3 separate regions of the Homo sapiens genome follow, and regions 1 and 3 are each linked to region 2. A link is an interaction called in ENCODE POLR2A ChIA-PET data of the cell type or tissue named here. Cell type or tissue: CD4-positive, alpha-beta T cell. All regions are shown on one strand. Links, peaks and the distances in the headings refer to the core of each region. The heading gives the core; the rest is flanking DNA. Region 1 overlaps TMEM134 (transmembrane protein 134). Region 2 holds the start of PPP1CA (protein phosphatase 1 catalytic subunit alpha). Region 3 overlaps KDM2A (lysine demethylase 2A).

Evidence for each region. Peaks named below come from ENCODE experiments on the same cell type or tissue, not always from the same donor. Only the 100,000 strongest peaks of a DNase experiment are listed, where the experiment ranks them.
Region 1: POLR2A ChIA-PET joins it to region 2 with 19 read pairs; 28 of 35 experiments call an interaction of 5 or more read pairs at or near these places.
Region 3: POLR2A ChIA-PET joins it to region 2 with 10 read pairs; 11 of 35 experiments call an interaction of 5 or more read pairs at or near these places.

The regions. Positions count from the first base shown.
Region 1 is chr11:67,461,702-67,467,762 of GRCh38, reverse strand. TMEM134 (transmembrane protein 134) reads left to right here. Exons shown (of 7, transcript NM_025124.4): 3 at 173-262; 4 at 375-451; 5 at 2,663-2,707; 6 at 2,907-2,960; 7 at 3,067-6,053. The coding sequence ends at 3,149. CABP4 (calcium binding protein 4) reads right to left here. Exons shown (of 6, transcript NM_145200.5): 6 at 6,011-6,061. Among named protein-coding and RNA genes, the nearest start is that of TMEM134, 4.5 kb to the left of the region's middle. In CD4-positive, alpha-beta T cell, for the core only: no CTCF peak of the experiment used is centred there; DNase peaks (open chromatin) are centred at 2,942 and 3,642; H3K4me3 peaks cover 1,497 bases; H3K27ac peaks cover 1,987 bases.
Region 2 is chr11:67,397,890-67,406,312 of GRCh38, reverse strand. PPP1CA (protein phosphatase 1 catalytic subunit alpha) reads left to right here and starts at 4,455. Exons shown (of 7, transcript NM_002708.4): 1 at 4,455-4,585; 2 at 5,114-5,245; 3 at 5,394-5,624; 4 at 6,648-6,752; 5 at 7,150-7,373; 6 at 7,457-7,591; 7 at 7,668-8,130. The coding sequence starts at 4,531. The coding sequence ends at 7,778. It overlaps TBC1D10C (TBC1 domain family member 10C), which reads right to left and starts at 2,230. Exons shown (of 9, transcript NM_001369496.1): 1 at 1,959-2,230; 2 at 1,129-1,228; 3 at 807-914; 4 at 612-718; 5 at 296-410. The coding sequence starts at 2,110. It overlaps RAD9A (RAD9 checkpoint clamp component A), which reads right to left. Exons shown (of 11, transcript NM_004584.3): 11 at 7,903-8,423. RefSeq lists enhancers at 1,083-1,252, 7,644-8,224, 8,225-8,423 and a silencer at 4,194-4,973. In CD4-positive, alpha-beta T cell, for the core only: no CTCF peak of the experiment used is centred there; DNase peaks (open chromatin) are centred at 1,412, 2,462 and 4,372; H3K4me3 peaks cover 4,385 bases; H3K27ac peaks cover 4,192 bases.
Region 3 is chr11:67,237,399-67,242,398 of GRCh38, reverse strand. All of the region lies in intron 12 of KDM2A (lysine demethylase 2A), which reads right to left. Among named protein-coding and RNA genes, the nearest start is that of GRK2, 27 kb to the left of the region's middle. RefSeq lists enhancers at 1,278-1,447, 2,028-2,107, 2,298-2,357. In CD4-positive, alpha-beta T cell, for the core only: no CTCF peak of the experiment used is centred there; DNase peaks (open chromatin) are centred at 1,218 and 2,428; H3K4me3 peaks cover 3,166 bases; H3K27ac peaks cover 3,124 bases.

The DNA of each region.
Region 1 (6,061 bases), core at 1,011-6,010, 62 kb before region 2:
CTCATCCCCAGCCCCTGAATTCATGCTCACCCACCGAGGCCTCTCAGGGCCCACTATCCTGCAAGGGGCCAGCCCCAGTCCCTGCACCATGCCCTGCACTTCATCAGGACTCCTGTCCCAAAGCAACCCCGTCCTTGCCTCCCTGCCCCTCACTGGGCGCCTGTCCTGGCAGGGATTCCAGCCGAACTTCCATCCGCAGCTCCCAGTGGTCCTTCAGCACCATCAGCAGCAGCACCCAGCGCTCCTACAACACCTGCTGCAGGTGAGCCTGCCCGCCTAAGCCCCCAGCCGAGCAGCCCTGGCTCCACCCCCACAGCCTCCTGCACCCCCTCCCTCCACCTCCTTCACATTCACCCTGCTCTCCTGCCACCCAGCTGGACCCAACACCCTTTGATCCAGAAGAACCGCCGAGTGGTGCTGGCCTCCTTCCTGCTCCTGCTGCTGGGGCTGGGTGAGTGGCCCTGAGGGTTGGGGTCAAGAGGGGCCCCGTGGGAGGCTCTGCCCTCCTTTTGTACAGGCTCTGCCTCCCCCTTGACACTGAGCCTCCCAGCATCCTGAGGAGGCAGCTGGCTGCCATCATCACACTCCCATTTTACAGGTGAGGAGACAGAGGCCTTGTGACCTGGGCACACAGCCAGGAAATCACACATAGCTGAAAATGGAACCTGGCTTATCACTGCAAAGACTTTTCCTTTTTTAAAAAATTTAACCTGTTTAAATCCATTAGAGGACAGAAGAGTAGCAGCTACCATTTATTCTGTGTCTACTCTGGGCAAGGTGCAGGGCAGTTTTATTTTCCCATCTTACAGAAGTCCTACAAGTGAGGTGGTGCCCAGAAGCCACGTGTAGGGGCTCAGGGATGCCGAGTGCCCAGCCAGTGCAGAGCCGCAGGGCACCTGGCACTTCCCCTTGTCTGGCATCTAAGCACTGACAAGCACCCCTCTCCTACCCATTGCTCAGATGGGGGAACTTTTGGTCCAGAGCAGGCAGATCTCACACCAGGTGTTCTTTGGCTCCCAGGCACCTCGTTCTTTGGGGTAGAGGAGGCAGAGTCCCCAGAAAGGATCCAGGGTTGGGGTCACGAGTGATCCATAAGAAGGGACTAACTGTGGCTGCTACCCTGGCTCATCTCTCCGCTTCTCCAGGAAGGCCAAGGCTCCCCAGCCAGCCAGGCCCCTGGCACAGAGTCTGGCCTCTGCTCAGGGTGTTTGAGTGTGGGGGAGGGGGCTGCCACTTCCCAGCACCGCTGTACACTGGCCCTGGTAGTGCTGCCAAGTTCTTTCATTTTTCCCCTCAACCCAGCAAGGCAAGCCTGGGGCTACCAGAGCGCCTTAGAGGGCCTTTGTAGGGTGCAGGGAGTGAGTTTCAGCCCCCATCATACCCTATACCCCTTTATTTTTATTTATTTATTTTTTGAGGAGGAGTCTTGCTCTGTCGCCCAGGCAGGAGTGTAGTGGCGCAATCTCGGCTCACTGCAACCTCTGCCTCCTGGGTTCAAGGGATTTTCATGCCTTAGCCTCCAGAGTAGCTGGGATTACAGGCGCGCGCCACCACACCTGGCTAATTTTTTGTATTTTTTTAGTAGAGATGGGGTTTCACCATGTTGGCCTCAGGTGATCCACCCACCTCAGCTTCCCAAAGTGTTGGGATTACAGGCGTGAGCCACCACGCCCAGCCCTTTTTATTTTTTAGAGACAGGGTCTTGTTCTGTTGCCCAAGCTGGAGAGCTGTGGTATGATCACTGCAGCCTCAAACTCTTGGACTCAAGCCATCCTCCCAGCTGAGCCTCCCTAGTAGCTGGGACTACAGGCATGTACCACCATGCTCAGCTAATTTTTTTTTTTTTAAAATAATAATAGAGACAAGGTCTCACTATGTTGCCCAGGCTGGTCTTGAACTCCTGAACTCAAGTGATCCTCCTGCCTCAGCCTCCCAAAGTGCTAGGATTACAGCCATGAGTCACCACGCCTGGGCTGGGCTAATTTTTTTTTAACCTTTTATAGAGATGGGGATCTTGGTATGTTGCCCAGGCTGGCTTCAAACTCCTGGCCTCAAGCGATCTTCCTGCCTTGGCTCCCTGAAGCACTGGGATTACAGGCATGAGCCACCACACCTGGCCCACCCTTTTTGAAGTAGTCTGGGCAATGCACAAAGCAGTCCATGGTGGCCCCCCAGTCCCCCAGGCTTACTACCCCCCTTGTTGCAGAGCCCAAAGTCCAGCTCCTCATTCCCCCATCACTCTTCTAACTGGGGACCCAGGACTCCTGCACTGCCCTGTTCTTACCCCCTATATCCCAATCACCTGTACTGTTAGCTTTCAGGTTCTTATTGGTTCCTCCACTAAGGACGGGCCATGAGGGCAGGGACCTTATCTGCCCTTCAGGGCGGAATTCCCAGTACCAGGCACGCAGTAGGTGTTCCATAAATGTTTGCTGAATGACTAAAAGCCCACCCCAAGGAACAAAGAAAAATCTCTCCTTTCACACACTTCCCAGGGCCTGCTCAGTGCCTTGCTCTGGAAACAGAGCTTGGTGAGCTTCCTGGGGAGGGTCTCTGCCTAGGGCACCTTCAGCTCAGGTGGTGGGTGAGCCGGGCTGGGGGTGGGAGCCCCCGCCCTCACCACTGCTCCTGCCCCCACCCCCGCGGCTCCGTCTGTGTGCAGTGCTGATCCTGGTCGGCGTGGGACTGGAGGCGACCCCCTCTCCAGGTGAGCGACCCTCCCGCCCCCACAGGCAGAGGACACCCCTGTCTTGTGTCCACGGGTCCACGGCAAGCCCTCCCACCTCCCGGCAGTACACGGCTCCTTTTCAGCTGGGAGTGAGGCTTGCCCGGGCAGTCAGCGGCAGCCCGGAAGGCCTCGAAGCCTCCGCCCCCTCGCCCTGACCGGGCTCTGGTCCCTCCCGCAGGTGTCTCCAGCGCCATCTTCTTCGTGCCGGGCTTCCTGTTGTTGGTGCCTGGAGGTGCGAGCGGGCACCGGGGCGGAAGGGGCGGGGGCTGTGGGGCGGCACTGGGGGCGGTGTTGCGGGGAGGGGCGGGGCTTCTGCGCTGACAGGCCCCGCCCCGCAGTCTATCACGTGATCTTCATCTACTGCGCGGTCAAGGGCCACCGGGGCTTCCAGTTCTTCTACCTGCCCTACTTCGAGAAGTGATCGCGGCGCAGCGTGGACCCCTTGCGCCCATGGGGGCGCCCCTCTTGCCCTGTTCCGTTCCCCTCATCTCAAGGGAAGAGGCCCTCCAGGACCCTCGAAACCCCAGCCCCTAGGGAGTTTGCTCAGGAAGTTCGGGGCATGCAGGCCTGGCCCTGGGAAAGCCGCCCGTCGCCTGCTCTGTGCCTTAACTTATTCTCGGGCCGTGCGGCTGCTAGGTTGCTGTTATTTTGTGCTAATAAAAGAGTAATTAATTCCACCAGAGGCAATTGCTCTCCTCCTGTCCTGCCACTGCTAGCCCAGCCCACCAGCCTGACCACAGCCCCCCTCCCAAGGACTGACCCTGACGCTGAAGGGCTTCGAGCACCACCGAACGCGTGGCAGCCCTGATGCTGAGGCTTGCCCAAGGGCACGGGGCATGTTAGGGGCAGAGCTGGGCGTAGGACTCCTGCCTTGCCAGCCAGGAGCCGGCCGGAACAGCCTGCCCCACCCCCAGCCCTTGGATGACTCAACCAGCCCGTCTCTGTCTGGTGGCCCTGGCCGAGGGCACGCAGAGATGACGCAGGCCTGGGACCTGGAGGCTGGTATCCTAGTTCCAGCCTGGCTCTGGGGCCCTGGGCTGCCACAGCCAGCCCTGAATGTGGGCCATGTCAAGGCAATGGCCCAGCCCCCTCCACCCACTGCCCTCCTTCCCAGTCCCAGAGGTTGGGAGAACCTGGGGGCAGAGGGCATAGGAAGCCGCGCCTGACAGACACCCTCAGTGGTCAAAGACTTAGAAATGCAGAACGTTAGAAACAAACCATCTCAGAATTTTGGAACATCAGCATTTCAGAATCTTACGAAACAAGAAACAGAATCTTTGAGAAACCTGAAATCTGAGATCATAGTAGCTACCAGTTATCAATTTGTTGAAAGACCCCAGGATGGCCGGGCACGGTGGCTCAAGCCTGTAATCCTAGCACTTTGAGAGGCCAAGGTGGGAGGATCGCTTGAGCCCAGGAGTTCGCGACCAACCTGGACAACATGGCGAGAACCCATCTCTATTTAAAAAAAAAAAAAGAAAAGAAAATATACTAGGCCCTGCGCTAAGCACTGAACACGGGTTATATCTTGTAATCTTCACTACCTCCGTCCCATTTTACAGATAAGGACTGACTCACCCAAGGACAGCCAGCAGGTGGTAGGTAGAATTAGGAACGTAGCCCAGGGCTCTTCCCATGACACTGTCGGGGAGGGAGAAGGAAACCGGCACTGAGCTGGTCTCCCCTACCGGCCAACCAAGAGGCTGGCTGAGTGAGCAAGGGTTGGGAGGCCCTGTTGGTGCACCTGCCCGTACTGTCTATCTCCCCCACCAAAACACGGGTCCCACAAACCACTGTCTGCAGCACCCAACACAGCGGGGCCTTCAGGATTCTGAGTTAGAGGAATGGACACCCAGACTCTTGCTCTCGCTCCCACCTTTCCAGGCCCCGCAGACTTCCCACCCTCATCCCCCATTCAAGGCACTTAGGGGGCACCCATTGGATGCAGGAACTCCTAAACCAGTGGTCCCCCAACTAGCTATGGTAAAGGACCAGTTTTCATTTCTAATCCATCACGGTCCAGTACTTTCATAAGAAGAACTAGCCGGGTGCCGTGCCTCATGCCTGTAATCCCAGCACTTTGAGAGGCCACGGTGGGAGGATCACTTGAGCCCAGGAGTTCGAGACCAACCTGGGAAACATGGGAAAACCCCATCTCTACAAAAAATACAAAAACTTAGCCAGGCATGGTGGGGCGCCTGTAGTCCCACCCACTTGCGAGGCTGGAGTGGGAGGATCACGGAGCCTGGGAGGCTGCAGTGGAGTCATGATTGCACCACTGCACTCCAGCCTGGAAGACAGACTGAGACCTATTTAAAAAATAAATAAATAAATAACATAAAAATTTTAAAAACTAGAAAAATGAAATAAAAAACATACAGAGGCTGGGCGTGGTGGCTCATGCCTGCAATCCCAGCACTTTGGGAGGCCGAGGCAGGTGAATCATGAGGTCAGGAGTTCGAGACCAGCCTGGCCAACAGGGTGAAATCCCATTTCTATTAAAAATACAAAAAAATTACCGGGCATGGTGGTGCGCACCTGTAATCCCAGCTACTCAGGAGGCTGAGGCAGGAGAATCGCTTGAACCCGGGAGGCAGAGGTTGCAGTGAGCCGAGATCACGCCACTACACTCCAGCCTGAGCGACAGAGCGAGACTCTGTCTCCAAAAAAAAAAAAAATACAGAATACAAGTCCACAGTTTATCAGATTAATTAGACATAAAATTACATTTCAATAAATATAATCAGAACAAACATAGGAAAAAGGAAAAATGACAAAAACCATTGAATATGAACAAACAGGCAATTAACACAGAATCGCAGCTAACAACTTTTTACTCCTTGTTTTTTTTTTTTTTGTTTTTTTTTTGAGACGAGTCTCACTGTCTCCCAGGCTGGAGTGCAGTGGCCCGATCTCGGCTCACTGCATCCTCTGCCTCCCGGTTTAAGCGATTCTCATGCCTCAGCCTTCTCAGTAGCTGCGACTACAGGCACATGCCACCATGCCCAGCTAATCTTTGTATTTTTAGTAGAGACAGGGTTTCACTATGTTGGCCAGGCTGGTCTCCAACCCCTGAGCCACCTCGCCCGACTTCATTCTACAGTCTTAACAGAAAGCAATTTCAGAAGTGGTGATTCCCATCATTAGAAGTCTGCGTTAGGAATCAGCAAGGTATAGTCCACAGAGTGGTTTTTATATTTTGTAATGGTTGGAGAAAAGTCAAAGAATAATAAGATTTTATGACATAAAATTATATAAAATTCAAATTTCCATGTCAATAAATGAAGTTTTACTGTTATTTATTAAAATTTCTGATATAGCCACACTCATTTG
Region 2 (8,423 bases), core at 1,325-6,324:
GTCTTTGGGGTTGGGGTCGCAGTCCCCAAGTTCAGAATCAGGAGTCGTGGGGTCAAGGTGATAACATCCAGATTCCTAGATGACTGGGGTCAAGGCTGGGGTCAAGGGTCCCAGGTTCCTGGAGTCAAGGTCATTAGGCTTGAAGGTCACTGAGGCTGGCAGTCATGAGGACCTGGGTCACTAGGACAGGGTCCAGGAATCAAGGATTGCAGGTTTCTGAGGCCACAGTTCCTGGGGATGGGGTTCCCTGGGCCTAGGTCACTAGGGTTCCCAGAGCAGGGTCAAGGTCACTCACCTCTGGGGGCAGGTGCATGAGCAGCACAGCAGCCACGGGCCCCTGGGCCTGGCAGTAGCCCTGCTCCGGTCGATACAGGGTGTAGGCCTTGAGCACCTGCAGGAGCCCCTGCTGCCTGTGCCGGAAGACCCCATAAGGGGCCAGTCCTGCAGGCACCCCCTTCTCCACCCTCTGGGGGCCTCTGCCCAGGCCTCAGCCTCCCTGGGCCTTCCTGGGTCCCCTGAGATGCAAGACTGTAGAGCTGGGCTAGGGAAAGTGGGCTGGAGCACCTGGGGCTTGTGGGGCTGGGGGTCCCTGGGCATCACCGGCCTCGTACCCGTGGCCCTGAGGCGACACAAACATCTCGTGCAGAGGGAATTGACGGTGCAGGTCCCTGCCAATGGTCTCCATCCACTGTGGGTCTCCAGGGGCCTCTGCCAGCTCCTGTGGGTAGCCAGGAAGGTGGGTGTGAGGGTTCAGTGTGGTGAGGGGCTCTGGGTAGGGGAATTGGGGCCCCTGCCCACTCCCTCACCTGATAGGTGCCAGGGCTGTTCTTCTGGCACACATGGGCCCCACACAACAGGGGCCAGCATCGGGCGCGCAGGGCAGACGGGATGCCTTTCCGGCACTGCATCTTTACCTGTGGGTGAGGCCAAGGGCTCCACTAGGCAGCCTCCATAGCTCCTGCTGGCAGGCCCCAGGCACAGCTCATCAGCAGGCAGGGGCCCACTTTGGGTGGCAGGGAGCAAAGGCCGGAGGTGCTGGGACACAGGGTGGGTACATTTTGCCAAGATGTGGGCTGAGGCAGAGAGGAATGAGCCATGGAAGCCAAGTGGGGCCCCTGCCCCCCTCACCTTCTTGTACCGCCGGGACATGGTTTTCTCCCAGTGCGAGGTCATCTCCACCCACTTCATCTCCCGTTGGCGGATGAGGTCTGCAGGTGGGTGGCCCGGCCTGGGGGTGCATGGCACAGGTATCCAGACGCTGGGCAGCTGTTACCCAAGGCCCACACTGCCACCCTCCAGGCTACCCAGGTGAACCCAGCTCCTGGCCCTAGGGATCTCTGGGAGCCCTGTGGGGTGACCTGTGACCCAGGAGCTGCCAATGCTTGTCACGGGGACAGGAAAGGATGTGGCTCCGACGTGGGCAGAAGCAGGAGACTGAAGGGGTGAGTGGGTGTGTATTGGGGGAGGGACTGGTTGGCTGTCACCCAGGACAGGGACACAGACAATTCATAGGGGAAGCTGGCTGGAGAGAGCCCTGGACTGGAAGCCCAGAGTCCTGAGTTTGAGTCTGGGTCTGTGTCTGATCTGTGTGACCTGGGGCAAGTTTCTGTCTATATCTGGACTTGTGTTTCTGTCTGTAGCTTGGGGAAAGGGGGAAGGAGGAGGTATGGGTTCTGTGATTTGGATCTGGGATTCCTGAGCCAGAGGTTCAAAGGGGAAGGATGTTCTGCCCCAGTAGTGGGTGCAAACCCTCGGAGGCTGGGGGTAAGAGACGTACAGAGGCCTCCCCGGACCCTTCCCACCTTAGGGTTCCACCTGGCACCTGCAGAGGGGTGCTACTGGCTGAGTCCCCCTCCCAATCCCTACCACCAGACCCTCCCGGCCTCCCTCCAGAATTCAGCCCTCAGCCCCCTGTCCTCTGTCCCAGCATTCCGCCAGCCCTCACCCTGCCCCCTTACCCTGGCTCTGCTGAGCTGCCCCCAATGAATCCATAGCGGTCGGCCTGGCGATATGGGCCAGGCCCGCTGAGCTCTGAGTCGGACCCCAAGGAGCTGGAGTCATCCTGCAGCTCGGGAGGCTGCACCAGGTCCTCCCCCAGGGCCTGGGCCATGGTGCCCGGGGCCTTCGATGCCACAGGCAGAGAAAGTGGGGAGAACCAGTGTGAGGGGCCACTCCCGGCCAGCCTGGGGCCTGGCTGCGGGGTCAGAGGGGGGAGGTTTCAGGGTATCTCACCAAGCCCCCTATGTCTCCTCTTTTATGGGGGCAGGGGCTAGGCCCTGCCCTGACAGAAAAGCCAGGCCTCTGTCCGGAGACCCAGCCCCAAGCCCTGCCCCTGTCCCCACCAGCCCAGCTCACCTCCCGCAGCACCTCACCTCCTCCTCTCACTTCCTCCTCCTCCTCACACAGCTTTGGCAACCGCTGGGGGCCCCTCCCAAGGGTGGGGGGTGTCACCCCTTCCTCTCTGAGGCTCTTCCTGCCTGCCCCAGTGCCCCTGAGCTGTGGGCTCCTCCCACCTTCCCCATGGCCCCAGTGACTGCAGGCTTGAGTTCCTGTGCTGGTGTGGAGGGCCCAGGACTGTTAGACGCAGGGGCCGGGCCACCTCCAGTTCTTTTGTTTGTTTCTTTTGAGACAGAGTCTCGCTCTGTTGCCCAGGCTGGAGTGCAGTGGCGCGGTCTCAGCTCACTGCAACCTCCACCTCCCGGATTCAAGTGATTCTCCTGCCTCAGCCCCCCAAGTAGCAGGGACTACAGACAAGCACCACCATGCCCGGCTAATTTTTGTATTTTTAGTAGAGACAGGGTTTTTGCCACATTGGTCAAACTCTTGACCTCAGGTGATCCATCCACCTCAGCCTCCCAAAGTGCTGGGATTGCAGGCATGAGCCACTGCGCCTGGACTTCATGTTTGTTTCTTGAGACAGGGTCTTGCTCTGTCACCCAGGCTGGAGTGTAATGGCACGATCTGGGCTCACTGCAACCTCCACCTCCTGGTCTCAAGAGATCCTCCTGCGTCAGCCTCCACAGTAGCTGGGACTGCAGGCGCGCACCACCATGCCCAGCTAATTTTTGTATTTTTTGTTGAGACAGGGTTTCGCTGTGTTGCCCAGGCTGGACGCAAGAGACCATCCCGCCTTAGCCTCCCAAAGTGCTGGAATTACAGGCCTGAGCCACCACGGCAGGCCCACTTCCAGTTCTGAGGTTACTGGCATGTAAAGCACCAACTCAGGGTTCCAACAAGAATTAAGGTTCATTTATCGTCTGCTCTTCTTTTTTTTTTTTTTTTTTTTGAGACAGTCTCGCACTGTCGCCTGGGCTCCACTTCCCAGGTTCAAGCGATTCTCCTGCCTCAGCCTCCCAAGTAGCTGGGATTACAGGAGGCTCCCATCATGCCCAGCTAACTTTTTGTATTTTTAGAGAGATGGGGTTTCACCATGTTGGCCAGGCTGGTCTCGAACTCCTGACCTCAAATGATCCGCCCGCCTAGGCCTCCCAAAGTCCTGGGATTACAGGCGTGAGCCACTGTGCCCAGCCACGTCTGCTCATAAAGTAATTATTTTTATGTGCACACCCTGCAATATTACTGTGCTACTCAAAAGCTAATTATGGGGCCAGGCTTGTTGGCTCACGCCTGTAATCCTAGCACTTTGGGAGGTCAAGGGGGGTGGATCACTTGAGGTTAGGAGTTCAAGGCCACCTGGCCAACATGGCGAAACCCCACCTCTGCTAAAAATACAAAAATTAGCTGGGCACAGTGGCGCACGCCTGTAATCCCAGCTACTCCAGAGGCTGAGGCAGGAGAATCGCTTGAACCCGGGAAGTGAATGTTGCAGTGAGCCAAAGTCGCGCCACTGCACTCCAGCCTGGGGGACAGAGCAAAACTCTGTCTCAAAAAAAAAAAGCGAATTATGGGACTTATAAGAAAATATTAATTTAGCATGCCCCAAGGACCAAAGTGCGCTGGGAATTCAGCCGTAGCTGTCTTTGAGTGTGGTCAGCCGCCTGGGCGCCACAGAGACCCACGAAGAAGTGGGGGGTCCTCCGTGAATGCGAGGTCCAGGCTGTTTTTATCTCTTGAGCCTCAGTTTCCTTTCCTGCACTTGGAGCAGTTAACCCTCAGTGCCTAGCAGCCGGTTATTAACATGTTCACAACACCTTCCACCCAGGGAAGGGGTGGGAAAGTCTGTTGGGCTTTTGAAAGAGAAAAACAACTTCCACAGTCCTTCCGGCCCCACATCCTCTGAACAGGGCTGGGCGCCTCCTCTGGGGCGTAACCAGCTTGGTCACGCCCCCGACAGACCCCGCCCCCAGCCCGCCGCCGAGGCCCCGCCCCCCGGGCCGCCGCGCCTCACGTCCAGCGGGGGCGCTAGAGGGCGGGGGACTGGGCGGGGCGGGCCCGGGAGGCCTGGAGGCGGGGCCGCGGGCCGGGGGCGGACTGGGGCGGGCGGAAGGAGAGCCAGGCCGGAAGGAGGCTGCCGGAGGGCGGGAGGCAGGAGCGGGCCAGGAGCTGCTGGGCTGGAGCGGCGGCGCCGCCATGTCCGACAGCGAGAAGCTCAACCTGGACTCGATCATCGGGCGCCTGCTGGAAGGTTGGTCGGGGCGGGGGAGGCCCGCGTCCGCCGCGCCCTGGCCCCCTGCCCGGCCCGGAAGTGGCGCGCGGGCGGGCCCCCGGGGCCAGCTTAGACTGGGCGGGGACGGGCAGCGAGGTTCCGTGGCCGCAGCTGCCCCCCCGCGGACGCGCCTGAGAGGTCCGGGGCCAGCTCCGACGCGCGGAGCAGCTCCCCCCCTCTCCCGGGCTGGGGGCGCACGGGTTGCCTGGGCTCTTGGGGCGAGGGAGAAACCCGGGAAGCCCGGTCCAGGAAGGGGTCCTGCGCTGTGAGGTTTTTGGTGGCAGCCCCCTGCGCACGACAGTCGCCTCCCGAGGCGCTGAGGGTAGCTGGGGGCTTCCCCTGGGAGGCTTGAGGCCGCGGTCCCGGGAGGCTCAGCAGCAACAGCTGCCTGTGGGCAAGGAGGGGCCGAGGAGGCCTAGGCGCCCCCGGAGGTATCCATGGGGCCACCCGTGTCGCCCACCCTCCTCCTGTCAGGGTCCAGGGTCCTGACACCCCATTGCGCCCCAGTGCAGGGCTCGCGGCCTGGCAAGAATGTACAGCTGACAGAGAACGAGATCCGCGGTCTGTGCCTGAAATCCCGGGAGATTTTTCTGAGCCAGCCCATTCTTCTGGAGCTGGAGGCACCCCTCAAGATCTGCGGTGAGCCCCCGGCCCAGGTCCCCTTGCCTTCCTAAAAGTGGCACTGGACCCCACAGAGTTCCTGGAGCCCTCCTCCCTTGAGCGCAGTCCTGGCCCTGGGTTCAGGTCTAGACCTTGCATCTAGCTTACCCGGTTCCCTGGGTCACAGGTGACATACACGGCCAGTACTACGACCTTCTGCGACTATTTGAGTATGGCGGTTTCCCTCCCGAGAGCAACTACCTCTTTCTGGGGGACTATGTGGACAGGGGCAAGCAGTCCTTGGAGACCATCTGCCTGCTGCTGGCCTATAAGATCAAGTACCCCGAGAACTTCTTCCTGCTCCGTGGGAACCACGAGTGTGCCAGCATCAACCGCATCTATGGTTTCTACGATGAGTGTGAGTGGTCTGAGCGTCTGGGGCTGCCCGGGTCCTGAACCGCACTCTTTGCCATTCAGTGGGACCTTCACATTGGCCTGATATCTGACAGACACTTGATAGACTGTGCGCTCCACGAAGGCGGGGCCCAGGTCCGTTCTCGTGCCTGCCCTGCCCCTCCTGGCATGGGGTCTGGGGAATGGTTGCTGACTGAAGGGCTGCCCGGATTCTAGTGCTTTCCCCCAGGGCCCTGCCTGGTGACACTCCCCCTACATTTGCTACTAAGCACTTAGGATGTTTGCAGATGGGCTCTGCTGTCCAGAAGCTGAGATAAACCAGACCTGGACTTGGCCCGGCTCATGGGTGGGGGCATGCGAGGAGTGCCAACCCTGAGGCTGGTCCAGATTGGAACTTAGTTTCCAGTGGACTCGGGTGCTTTAGAATTACTTCTGGCAGGAGGCCGAGGCGGGAAGATCCCTTGGACCCAGAAGCTCCAAGTTACAGTGAGCTATGATCTTGCCACTGCACTCCAGCCTGGGTGACAGAGCAAGACCCTGTTTCTTTACTTTTTTGAGACGGAGTTTCACTCTTGTTGCCCAGGCTAGAGTGCAATGGTGTGATCTCGGCTCACCACAACCTCCGTCTCCTGGGTTCAAGCGATTCTCCTGCCTCAGCCTCCCAAGTAGCTGGGATTACAGGCATGCGCCACCACGCCTGGCTGATTTTTTTGTATTTTAGTAGAGACGAGGTTTCTCCATGTTGGTCAGGCTGGTCTCGAACTTCTGACCTCAGGTGATCCGCCCGCCTCGGCCTCCCAAAGTGCTGGGATTACAGGTCTTAGCCACTGCGCCTGGCCAGATCCTGTCTTCTTTAATTAAAATAAAAAGTAACTAGAATTGCTCCTGGAAGGCTGACAGGTGGCAGGGGTGGGGGGTGGTTTGCATCGGTGCCTGACTCTCTCCTCCCAGCCACGGCTGAATAGCCCAGGGACCCTGGCTGAGGGTGGGGTAGGCAGGCACCTCACAGCCACCTCCCCCTGGGCAGGCAAGAGACGCTACAACATCAAACTGTGGAAAACCTTCACTGACTGCTTCAACTGCCTGCCCATCGCGGCCATAGTGGACGAAAAGATCTTCTGCTGCCACGGAGGTGAGGGAGGGGATGGCTGGGGAGGAGGAGCACTGGCCGCATCCCTCAGCACCCGGCAGCTCTCCTTAGGTCTCATCTGGGAAGTCACTCCTTCCAGGAAGTGTCCCCCATACCCCACTGTGCTGGGCTGCACTCACTTCCTTGATGTGTGTCCTACATGGAGTGGGCTTGTCTCCTTTCTCCCGGGAGCTCTGTGCTCCTGAGGGCAGGGATGCCTTTGTGCCTGTTTGGGAACTTGAAAAAGCTGAGGGGAAGGGGATGACTTCTGCCTGTCTAGGCGCCCAGGAGACCAGTGGCGGGACCAGGAGGGTGGTGGGAAAGGTGGGGTTCATTGGCCAAGGCTTCCTGGAGGGAGGATGTCCTTGTTTGAGGAAGTGACCTTCCCCCGGCCCCCCAGGCCTGTCCCCGGACCTGCAGTCTATGGAGCAGATTCGGCGGATCATGCGGCCCACAGATGTGCCTGACCAGGGCCTGCTGTGTGACCTGCTGTGGTCTGACCCTGACAAGGACGTGCAGGGCTGGGGCGAGAACGACCGTGGCGTCTCTTTTACCTTTGGAGCCGAGGTGGTGGCCAAGTTCCTCCACAAGCACGACTTGGACCTCATCTGCCGAGCACACCAGGTGGGCTGGTGGCTCCGGCCTGCGGCAGGGGAAGGGGAGGGCCGTGCCTGCGCTCGGGACTGACTGCTCCCATCCTCGCCCAGGTGGTAGAAGACGGCTACGAGTTCTTTGCCAAGCGGCAGCTGGTGACACTTTTCTCAGCTCCCAACTACTGTGGCGAGTTTGACAATGCTGGCGCCATGATGAGTGTGGACGAGACCCTCATGTGCTCTTTCCAGGTGAGTGTGGGGAAGAAAGGAGCCGCTAGGCCCTGTGGCTCAGCCCCATGAGCCTGACCAACACTGTCTCTTTTAGATCCTCAAGCCCGCCGACAAGAACAAGGGGAAGTACGGGCAGTTCAGTGGCCTGAACCCTGGAGGCCGACCCATCACCCCACCCCGCAATTCCGCCAAAGCCAAGAAATAGCCCCCGCACACCACCCTGTGCCCCAGATGATGGATTGATTGTACAGAAATCATGCTGCCATGCTGGGGGGGGGTCACCCCGACCCCTCAGGCCCACCTGTCACGGGGAACATGGAGCCTTGGTGTATTTTTCTTTTCTTTTTTTAATGAATCAATAGCAGCGTCCAGTCCCCCAGGGCTGCTTCCTGCCTGCACCTGCGGTGACTGTGAGCAGGATCCTGGGGCCGAGGCTGCAGCTCAGGGCAACGGCAGGCCAGGTCGTGGGTCTCCAGCCGTGCTTGGCCTCAGGGCTGGCAGCCGGATCCTGGGGCAACCCATCTGGTCTCTTGAATAAAGGTCAAAGCTGGATTCTCGCCATGGCCTCCGTCTCACATCTAAGACACTGCCTGGCAGCTCTTCTGCACAGAGCCGCTTGGGAGTCTCGGCACCGGGCCCCAGCCAGGGCAACCCTAGCCACACACTCGGGTCCAAGGCTCTTAGAATTCCAAGTCAGCGCCAAAGAGTATCAGGAAAGCAAGGAAAACTTGTCAGCTCCACGGGGGTCCCAGATGCATGCCCAGGACTTCAGGAAGGAACAGGTCATGATTGGCAGAGAAGCTGGATCACCAGGGGCCAGCAGCACCTACTATGACATTTTCCTTAGGAA
Region 3 (5,000 bases), core at 1-5,000, 160 kb after region 2:
ACAGCCTAATGTGCAGATTCAACCCAGGGCTCTTTTCTTCTAAGGCTGATTACAGAAATCTCAATCTCAAATCTCTTTCTTTCTCTCTCTCTCTCACACACACACACACACACACACACATACACACACCCACAGAGTCTGCTATTTGCCTTTATTCCTCTAAATGGGGGAAAGGAACAATCTTAGGGGCAAAAGTTCTCATGGCATTACCAATAAAATTTAAATGACTTACGAACAATGCTACAGTGAGAAAATGCCACTTAAGTGAATCACACTGGTTGACTGTTATTTTGAAACAAATATATTTTTTTTAATTTTTATTTTTTAGATGGAGTCTCACTCTGTTGCTCAGGCTGGAGTGCAGTGGCGCTATCTCGGCTCACTGCAACCTCCGCCTCGCCTCCCGTGTTCAAGCTATTCTCCTGCCTCAGCCTCCTGAGTAGCTGGGATTACAGGCACCTGCCACCATACCCAGCTAATTTTTGTATTTTTAGTAGAGACGGAGTTTCACCATGTTGGCCAGGCTGGTCTCGAACTCCTGACCTCAGGTGATCCGCTTGCCTCGGCCTCCCAAAGTGCTGGGATTACAGGCATGAGCCACTGCACCTGGCCAAATCTTTTCGTTTTAGACAGAAACTCCTGAAACCCAAATCTTCTAGTATAATGGAATCCTTCTTCTTCTGACCTTATGAGCCCTAAAGCAACACCAACAGCAAAATAAATCTGGGAGACAAGTTACATGATTCCTTTTCTGGCTACCCTAGGTATGTATGTACAGGATGGTAACTGTTTCGGCAAACACTAAACTCTGATCCTGGACAGGTTAGCAAGTCTGGGCCATTGCTAATAATTTTTCTCATAATCCTGTGTGCTCTGTCCCGGAGACCAGGACTTTTATGTATTTTCATTCTTAACCTAAGGATCCTGCTCCAAATCCCAAAGTTGGGTCTCAGAAAGACCCTTTCACTCATAGCCAAGAAGCTCCTCTACTAAGATCCCCTTTTGCCAAGTCTCCAGATGCCTCTCACCTTCCCCCAAACTCATTTCATCTGCGGATGTTTTATTTACTTCAAGTTGCTATGGCATCCTTTTCTGTTAGTACCATACAGCGTGGGGGTGAAGAGGCGGGGTGTGGTGCCACGTGGGACAAGGCTCTGGTATGGGCTCCTAATCTCCCTAGGGTGAAAAATTCAGGTCCATTCAAAATGTGTGCTAGGGAGTGCATGGCTCCCCTCCCCCACTTCGCACTGACGAAGAGTAGGACTCTGCCCATTTCCTCTGCTGAAGTGAACTGAGCTGTCCACAAACGGGGACTTTCCACTTTCAGCAAAACAGACTGCACAGTAAGATCTGCGATTGTTCAAGAGTAGAAAAGGAACTTAACTGTTCACCAAAAGCAGTCTAATTCTACCTGCAAGATTTTTGTGGGGAATAGGGAAGGGTAGGCGGAAAACTGTGTCGGTGTGTGTGTGGGGGGTGGCAGCTGTTCACACATACAAGACTCAGTTACTGGGGTATGTGTGGGTGTGGAGGGAAATGCAGATTTCCTTCCAAGCCTTATTTTGCTGGGGCCATTCAACCAAGCACGCCCTGCTTTCATCAAAAAAGGCAGACTCCAGCTGAGGCCCTACAAGAAACCATATAAAGAAGCCACCACCCTTCACTAGAGGGGGTTTGGGATAGGAGAGCGGGGGTGGAGTGCGGGAAAGGCTGACGCCTATCTCGGCTCCAGGCATTCGGGAGAACATTTAAACACAAGCCCACACCCTACAGATCACAGGAAGGGAAAGAGAACAGAAGGTGCCTGGGCAGAGAGGGAAAGGATTCTCAAAAGCCAACCAACCCAATTCAAAAGCACATCCCACCAGGTGAGGGAACAAGTGCAATGACGGCTCAAGCAACACGAAGTAACATAGCATTGTCCTGGACTCGCCCGGCAGGCAGTTTCTCCTGCCTCTTCACTGAGACAAAAGTCCCTATAGTTACACGCACCCCAAACCAGAAAGGGTTTGCCGATCGACCCCCTGACCTTTCGTTTCCCGTCGCTCTGGAGCTGCCGAGGCTCTTGGTGAAGTTTCCCCAGCGTCTTTGTTTTGTTTTCTGTACTGGAAGTTCTCCTGAAGGAGTTAGATATTCTGCCTCTGGGAAAATCCGGATTTACTTGAATATTCTGGAATCTCCCAGAGCACATAGGGCAGGGCAGTCCAGCTCTGACCCTTCAGACTACCCAGAGGGAGCAGCGTGCAGCGCTCTGGGCTCCTTCTCGAGCCCTTCAGCTCAGCCGCGGCTTCCTGTGCCTGCGAACAATGCTGCTGCGTCACCCACATGCAGCTCCCAGAAATGCTTTGCAACGGAAGATGGCAGGAGGGGGAGCCGAGCGAGAGTGAGCGAGCCAGGCAGAGGGCCCAGCCGTTCTGCTGCAGAGCCGGGAGGGGGTGTGTTCAGCAACTGCTTTCTTCCTCGCGATTGGAAGAGGCCCTGCCAGGGAGGAGAGCTCAGCCACAGCCCCCGCCCTGTCTCCCTCCCACCACCACTGCAATAGGAGAACCTAGGGCCAGCCCCCTGAGGGCTCCCGGTGGCAGACTTCTGAAGGCGCCAGCCAAAGGGAAGGCTTTAACTCATTCTGCGGGCTACACTAGGCACCTTGGCCCACATTTGTCCTTGTTTCAGTCCACACCCTTCCCCTCAGGGTCACCTCTCACTGTTACCACTGTTACTGCCAGAGCTCTCTGGCTGACTGCACACACACTTCTCTCTCCCCTCTCAGCAAGTAGAGGGGGTCGCCCAAAGTTCCGCCTCTCTGGATGAACTAGGCACAGGAGCTGAGTTCCTCTTGAGTTATCTTCTCTCTCCGGCACACTGCCTGCTTCACCTGCCCTCGCTGACTTGCTCCCAGCCCACAATCCAGAATCTGCCTATGTGTTCCAAAAAACCTTCAGAAATGGCCCATGTCAGCCAATATTGAGATATTCAATAAAATACGGCTAACATCAACTACATCTAAAACAGATGCCTGCTTCTGATTCTGACAAGGACTCCACCCCCACAGTACAGTACTAGAAATGTCTGCGCAGCAATCCTGCAGCAGTTCCACCGTGACCAAGTCAAACAACTGAGGCACAACACACTTTGCCCTCCTGCCTCTAAACAAGGTGCAGGAAGCCAGGGAACACACATTCTCCCAATTCCAGCAGTCTCCTCTGCCTGTAAGATTATCCTACCCTCAGAATACCAGTATTGTACTCTTGGATTTCCATTTCTATTCAAGTCTGTTTGCCTGTCTCATTCTTGATATTCCCCAGATGAAGCAGCCAGTCCTGCATCCTGTCAAGACACCTCACTGCCTTCTCACAGCCACTCGGACTGACAAGTATTGCTCACACCTCTGCACAACAAACCCTGATCCCCGGATCCCCAGCTGGGATGAAGCTCAGACTGAACACACACTCCTTTCAGTCTACAGGAGGAAAGGAGGGTGCACACTCTGGTTGAGTTTCTAGTGATCCACAGTGTACCAAACATCAGCATGGGAGAACCTGAGTAGGAATCAAATACTTAGCAGAAACAGTTTGGGTCTTTTTTAGAGCCAATGTGATTTTTATGTGACTTTTAGACCCTTACAAATGTATAACTTGCCTTTTTTGCAGATGCTCTGATTTAAGCATCTAGCTCTTAAGCATTCTTATTTATTTCCAGGACAGTTGTTTGAGTGAGTTTCTGGTACAGATTTAGTGGCTAACTAGGCTTTCTAAAGTCTGGAGCTTTGCTGCCAGGGGCTACATATGTTATTTTTATAGTAGTTTACCAGGGGAAGGACAGACTTTTGTGCTCTCGGCTGAGCTTCTCCTGGAAATGCTTATATGGTCATCCTAACCCTAAACTTCTCCCGGACACTGTATCTTAAGACTCAAGACCCACTGCAATCGGCTTATTTTGTTTGAAAGGCTTTCCTTAACAGTGATCTAGCTATTGAGAGGTCTTCTTGGAAAATGCTTATTTTGATCTTCAGTGCTATCTATATTATAGAGATAGTAAAGTATGAATACTTAAGAGAAAACATATTACTTTAAAACAAACGTAAGTTCAAGTTGCAGCAAGTGCAAATTCTAGAGGCCACCAGGAAAGGAAAAAAATCACATCGGGCACTAGGAAACTCACTCCCAGTAAGTTTCCAAATCACAAATTAAACAAGGCCTAACTTTACCCCCTCCTGCTAATTGAGAATAAAAGATAGGCAAAAAAGATAAGAATTACTAAGACCATGACATTACATAATACAAGAATATAAGGAAAATATTTAAAATAATTATATGTAACTTTAAGCATATATGCCTCATAACTGAGTTACATTACTTAAAACTTTCTATTCAGTAAGAATGTATGAATTATTACAAATATCTTGTTAGTAAATATTGCAAATAAAGTTTTATTTGTATAAATAAATATATCCTATAACAGGATATAAATTTTTTTTTTTTTCAGACAGGGTCTCGCTTTGTTGCCCAGGCTAAAGTGCAGTGGTAGATGACAGCTTACTACAGCCTAGACCTCAGCCTCCTGAGTAGCTGGGACTACAGGTGCACAATACCATGCTCAGCTAATTTCTTAATTTTTTTGAAGATGGAGTCTCACTATGTTGCCCAGGCTGGTCTTGAACTCCTGGCCTTAAGTGATCCTCCTGCTTCAGCCTCCCAAAGTGCTGGAATTATAGGCATGAGCTAACACATCTGGCCTAGGTTGCTTTACAAAAAAAAATCTGTAAGCCTGGACCCAGGACAAACAAACAAACAAAAAGCTGAGTTGGTTGGGTAAGGTGGCTCATGCCTGTAATCCTAGCACTTGGGAGGTCGAGGCAGGAGGATTGCTCAAGGCAAGGAGTTCAAGATTCAAGACCAGCCTGGTCAACACAGCAAGACCTCGTTGCTAATAATAATAATAATGATAATAATAATAATAAAGAAAAATTTAAAAACATTTAAAAATCTGGCTTAATGGAATAA